Regions from separate parts of the Homo sapiens genome. Here region 1 is linked to region 2. Evidence: read pairs that join two places in POLR2A ChIA-PET (ENCODE). Cell type or tissue: Panc1. All regions are shown on one strand. Links, peaks and the distances in the headings refer to the core of each region. The heading gives the core; the rest is flanking DNA. Region 1 overlaps PALLD (palladin, cytoskeletal associated protein). Region 2 holds the start of PALLD-AS1 (PALLD antisense RNA 1).

Region 1 (2,914 bases), core at 146-2,645, 140 kb after region 2:
TAACAGTAGCTTCCTCGTAGGGCTGTCATGAAAATTTAGAAAGTTAATATTTGTAAAATTCCTGGAGTTGTTCCTGACAAAGAATATATAAGTATTTGTCAAACAAATAAATGCTGGAGGTAGAGGTGGGGATTGGTTGATAAGATATGGTAAGATGGAGTCAGGTTGAGGACAAGAATAATTTTCCAAAAACACTTTGATGATGTAGCTGTATAGTGAGGGACCTGTAGTGTCCACTACCTTCAGGACAATAGCCAAACTCCCAACTAGGCTTTCATAATTGTCCCCTGATCCCAAATGAGTGATCAGTAAGTGAGGAATGTAAAAGGTAACTCCTGAGGCCAGGCACTGTGGTTCACGTCTATAATCCTAGCACTCTGAGAGGCCAAGGCAGGAGGATAACTTGAGGCCAGGAGTTCGAGACCAGCCTGGCCAACAATAATGAGACCCCATCTCTACAGAATATTAAAAAAAATTTTGGTCTGAGAGCTAGGAGCAAGAGCTTAGGGAAAGGAGGAATAAGAGGAGGTAGTTGGCTACCAACAGACATCTGAATTCTTAACCAATGAAGAGAAAAAATGTAAAAGTGGTCCCAGCCGCTTGGGAGAATGAGGCAGGAGGATTGCTTGAGCCCAGGAATTCAAGGCTGCAGTAAGCTGTGATTGTGCCACTGCACTTCAGCCTGGGAAACAGAGCAAGACCCTGAAAAAAAAAAGAGAGAGAGAGAGAAAGAAAAGAAAAGAAAAGAGAAAGGTAACTCCAGTTCCAGCACACAGTGCCACTGCAGGAGTGAGGAAGCCACGTGGGAGAATTATTTTGTGGGAAAAGCTGAGGAATGCTTTTGCACATGTTGTATTGGAGGTACTGGTGCCCAAGTGGAGACAGCCTGAAGGCAGAGGGCGGCTTGAGTTGGGGCTAGAGATGGACACTTGGGAACCATGAGCACAGAAGAGACCACAAACATGTTGAGACAAGGGAAGCGGGCGGGAGAAAGAGCAGGGCATTGAGTCTTGAACATTGCTCACACCTTCATTGATTTGGAAGAGACAAACTGCTGCTGTCAACCCAAGTTTGGGGTAGGCGGAAAAGTGGATACAGAGATTCTCTACCTCCTCTTACTTGGGAATGTAAGTCAAATGTGAGTTTCATAGCAGGAAGAGCGTGAAGTTGTTAAGTGCACAGTAGTCCATGAGAACAGATTTTCCCATCTTGAGCAGACTCTGCAGAGCCACAAACAATGCCGCCTTATGAGCTCTGGTCAGTCTGGTCATGGGATACCTGTGGGGATTTCTTTCCTGTCGGAGCAGTGGCTTCCGTGAGACTTGGCAAAGAGGCTGGTCTGAGGAATGCTTCTGGTTGTGGGTACATTCCAGCCCAGGGTGGTGTCCCAGACATTTTCCTTTTAATGAAGCCCCAGCTTTTTTCTCCCTTTTGCTTTTTTTTTTTTTTTTTTTTTTTTTTTTTGTAATGAAAGGGTTGTTACAAGGGAAATACAATGGGGCCCTGGCTGTGTTTCATTAACTTTTAATTTAAGCTGTTAGTATGGAATTAGTTAGCAGACTTGTGAATCAATTAGCTAGCCAGTGGGATTCCATTTTAACAAGGGGAGCACTGTGCGCTCTCGGATGCTAGCTATGTGTGTGAATGCGGAGTTTAAGGAGCTTCGCTGTTTGTTCGACATCCGAAAGTGAATCACAGTCCTTGTTCCTGCCTCCTCTACTGGTTCCAAGTTCACTCGGCTAGAACATGCTGTGCATCACCCAACCCTTATCTTCTCTACAAATACAAATTTGGATTACTGAATAAATCCAGTGGAAATTCATTTTTCATGCTGATGAACTCAAAGACTTTCAGAGTTAAACCAAAACAATGCACTCGGAACTATAGTGAAACATTTGAACATTTACCCTTTGATCCAGAGTTTCCCCATATTCTGGGAAGCAGTAACTCCTGGGCAATTCTGCAGTCTTCTGAAAGTTCTATATAAGCTTAATTGTCCTTCCTCATTTGCAAACCCCACCTTGGGTTTGGGAAGATCTGACAGCTGCTGTCTGGGTTTGGCGTACTTACCCCGTTACTGGTTGAGAGGAGACCCAGTTAACAATTTCAGCCTCAAATTTAAAGTCCAGTCATCTCAAAGGAAGACAGTGACATAACAGGGAGGCCTAGCTGGCTTTAAAATAAAGGGAGAGGGGACAGAGTCAGTTCTAATAAACTGTAGAGATATATATATATATATATATATATATATATAGCATTTTAAGCCCAACTTGAAGAAAGTTGCTGAATTAGCATCAGAAAGCCACAGAAAAATGCATAGAGGGAGAGAGATAGGCTTGTGATTCACATTAATATTTTGGGCAATGGAATACAGTGTGACCAATAAAAATGATTCAAATAGTATGATAGAAGTATACTACTGTCGGCCGGGCGCAGTGGCTCATGCCTGTAATCCCAACACTTTGAGAGGCCGAGGAGGGCGGATCATGTGGTCAAGAGATTGAGACCAGCCTGGCCAACATGGTGAAACCCCGTCTCTACTAAAAATACAAAAATTAGCTGGGCGTGGTGGTGTGTGCCTGTAGTCCCAGGTATTTGGGAGGCTAAGGCAGGAGAATCGCTTGAACCCGGGAGGTAGAAGTTGCAGTGAGCCGAGATCGCACCACTGCACTCCAGCCTGGCAACAGAGTGAGACTCCGTCTCAAAGAAAAAAAAGAAGTATACTATTTTCATAGAAGTATACTTATTGGCATAGAAATATGTTTACCTGTCAGGTATGGTAGCCCATACCTGTAATCCTAGCACTTTGAGAGGCCTAGGCCAGAAGATCGCTTGAGCCCAGGAGTTTGAGACCAGCCTGGACAACACAGGAAAACCCTGTCTCTACAAAATAACTTTTTAAAAAAATTATCCA
Region 2 (2,914 bases), core at 111-2,610:
AAGAATTAAATATTTTCCTTATTTATCCAATTTGCAAACGTAAAGCAAGGCTGCATCATCTCTCCTTTTTCCGCATCCTTCTTTCCGTCCACTAAGGTAGTTCTCTGGGACTGTTGACAGCTTCTGAAGGTGATTTGATGTGAACTCCCCCCTGACTCCTGGTTTGTCTGCTTCTTATAAAGAGATAGTATGCTCCAGAGAGCACCAGAGGCAGTTCTTACCCAGCAATCCCGGAAGCAATTTTCTTCTGCTTTTCTTACTCACCAGAGCCCTCCTGGAGGTTTCAAGCAAAGGAGCTGAGCAGTTTGCAGTAGCTACTAGATAGAGGTTCATAATGGAATAGCAGCTTCAGGTTTTTAATCCATCATTAGAAATAGTTGTTTTGCAACTTGAGAGAGAAAAAGTAGAAATCTATGGCATAATGAAGGGGGAAAAATGGGTCATGTTACTGTAGAGATAGATGCAAATTCTATATTATGTCATAAGTGAAAGCTTTTTCGGTCCATATGGGTATAAATTAATAAGAGAGAATGCTGTCAGCGAAGAAAGTGTAAGTACTTTGTCTGGAGAGTAAGAGACCGGCCAGTTAGTCCTAATAAATCCGAGGGTTTGGGGAGCCTCTTTTGAGATAGGTGATGCATTGCGCATTATTAGAGAATCTCTTGGCATGAGTACTTTTGCACCAAGCATCTGCTTTTAAGGTCTCTTCATGAATGTTCTTCTTATGTGCTGATATCTTTATGCTTACACAAACTTGGTGGAAGGCACTATTGTTGCATCATTAAATTACCTCACTGTATTCTACAACTACCCTACCTAATATGCTCCAATCACTCTTACTGTATTTTGTTTTCTTCATAACATTTCCCTGTCTGAAATTATTTTATTCATGTGGTATCATTTAAGTGCTTATTATCTCTCTCACCCTGCTCCCATCACCACTGGAGTAAAAGCTGTAAGTAGACACCTTGTCATCTTCTCCTGTATATGCAAGTTTCCATTTTGTTTCATAATTAGCTTCTCTCTCCTCCCAGCAAGGTTTTCAAGATCCAACCCAAAGACTGCTTAAGGAGTGGAACTTAGACTTCTTTTACTTCTTCAAGAGTCACTTCATGGATAAAAAGCATCCTGTTCTTGGGACTTTGACTCAGCAGAGCCAAGAACTTTCCTATAAGCTATTGCTTGGTTGTTAAGGAAGCACAACAGAATACCAGCCTGACGTGTCACATTCTGCATGCGCTCATTTATAATACAGTGTGGTATTTTTCACCTCCTATCTGCAGCAAGATGAGATAATCGCTGGCTGGTGTGAGTTTTTTTAGTATCTCTTTGCATCAATAGATCTAGTTTTCAGACTATATACTTAAGTTTATAAAACAATTGCTAACATTTGTTTTCTTTAATCAGATTCAATTTGATTCTTATTAAGACCATGTTTTAGAAAGCCCCCAATGGCCCTCATAATAGTGGGAAGTTTTAGAAACAAAGGCCAATATTATGAACACATTAATATATAACCCAGGTGTCATGGAAGTGCTCTCAAATAGGAAACGTGGAAGACATTAGTTGCCTGCATCCCAAGTCAGAGACTTATTTTCTTAATTTGCTTTCTGTGCCTCCACAATGGTCTTTTTCCTTAGCTTTGGAAAGAAATTATAACAGCCAGCTAACTTTATTGGGTAACATGCATCAAGCCCCATAGCAGAGGTTAGATATGCATTACCTTGTTTGCATAACAACCTTATGAGGAAGGTACTAATAAAATATGGGTATAAAAGACCTCCATAGTTAAGGAATGAGGAAATAATAATGCAAGTCTCTTTTCCTACAACATAATGGTCCTAAAACGTATGTATTTCTTTGCATCTTTTAAAATGCAGCATAAATGGGGTATTCTAATATCATTTTGTTTTTCTTCAGGTTTCTCTTTTGTACATTTTAATAAGTTTAAAATATATAAAGTGGCCAGGCATGGTGGCTCACGCCTGTAATCCCAGCACTTTGGGAGGCTGAGGCGGGCACCTGAGGTCAGGAGTTCGAGACTAGCCTGGCCAACATGGTGAAACCCCATCTCTACTAAAAGTACAAAAATTAACCAGGCATGGTGGTGGATGCTTGTAATCCCAGCTACTCAGGAGGCTGAGGCGGGAGAATTGCTTGAACCCAGGAGGCGGAGGTTGCAGTGAGCTGAGATCACACCACTGCACTCCAGCCTAGGCGACGAGAGTGAGACTCCATCTGAAAGAAAAGAAAAGAAAAAAAAGAAAAAGAAAAGAGAAAGATTTATATTTGCTTGCAGTGAAAATAAATGCAGAATTTTCCACAGTGAAAAGTTAAAGTTTTTCTCTAACTTCTTCCCTCAGCCTCTGTCCCTCCTCTCAAGATAAGTTACAACCCTCCAAAAATATATTGTTCAGTGAAACCACGATGGTATAGAATAGAAGTCTACAGTTAGTCTACGATGTGTTGTTGACAGCTGCGTCTAACATTCTTTTTAAAGATTGCATAGTATTTCATTATGCAGGATACCATAATGGCCGTTTCCTTTTTGATGGACATTTAGGCCAAGTTTTCCTTTGTGAAAAGTGCTGAAATGAACATTCTTGTCTTTCCTGTGTCTTTGTGTCCTTTTGTGAGTAAATTAAGCACAACTTCTTAGAAATGAAACTGCTGGGTCAATTGTATATGTATCCTAAATTTTGTCAAATTCTTTTTTTAACAGCTTACACCAAATTATATTCCCACATTGGTTATAGCAATTTTCAATATTATGAGTTTTGGCTTGTATTTTAAATATCTTCATTTTCCTTTTAGATGTTCACATAGCTCCCAACTGGAAAACTGTACCCATACCCTGCCACCATCTCCACCAAGAACCCTCTTGCCCTATGCATATCATATGTGTATAACAGTA

What was found. ChIA-PET counts read pairs that join two places held together with the same protein. Peaks named below come from ENCODE experiments on the same cell type or tissue, not always from the same donor. Only the 100,000 strongest peaks of a DNase experiment are listed, where the experiment ranks them.
Region 1: POLR2A ChIA-PET joins it to region 2 with 12 read pairs; 4 of 35 experiments call an interaction of 5 or more read pairs at or near these places.

Annotation. Positions count from the first base shown.
Region 1 is chr4:168,783,624-168,786,537 of GRCh38, forward strand. All of the region lies in intron 10 of PALLD (palladin, cytoskeletal associated protein), which reads left to right. Among named protein-coding and RNA genes, the nearest start is that of PALLD-AS1, 140 kb to the left of the region's middle. In Panc1, for the core only: no CTCF peak of the experiment used is centred there; no DNase peak of the experiment used is centred there.
Region 2 is chr4:168,647,934-168,650,847 of GRCh38, forward strand. The region is part of intron 2 of PALLD (palladin, cytoskeletal associated protein); the gene reads left to right. It overlaps PALLD-AS1 (PALLD antisense RNA 1), which reads right to left and starts at 654. Exons shown (of 2, transcript XR_001741449.3): 1 at 559-654; 2 at 1-411. It overlaps LOC124900808 (a long non-coding RNA gene), which reads right to left. Exons shown (of 3, transcript XR_007058360.1): 3 at 2,219-2,238. In Panc1, for the core only: no CTCF peak of the experiment used is centred there; a DNase peak (open chromatin) is centred at 1,188.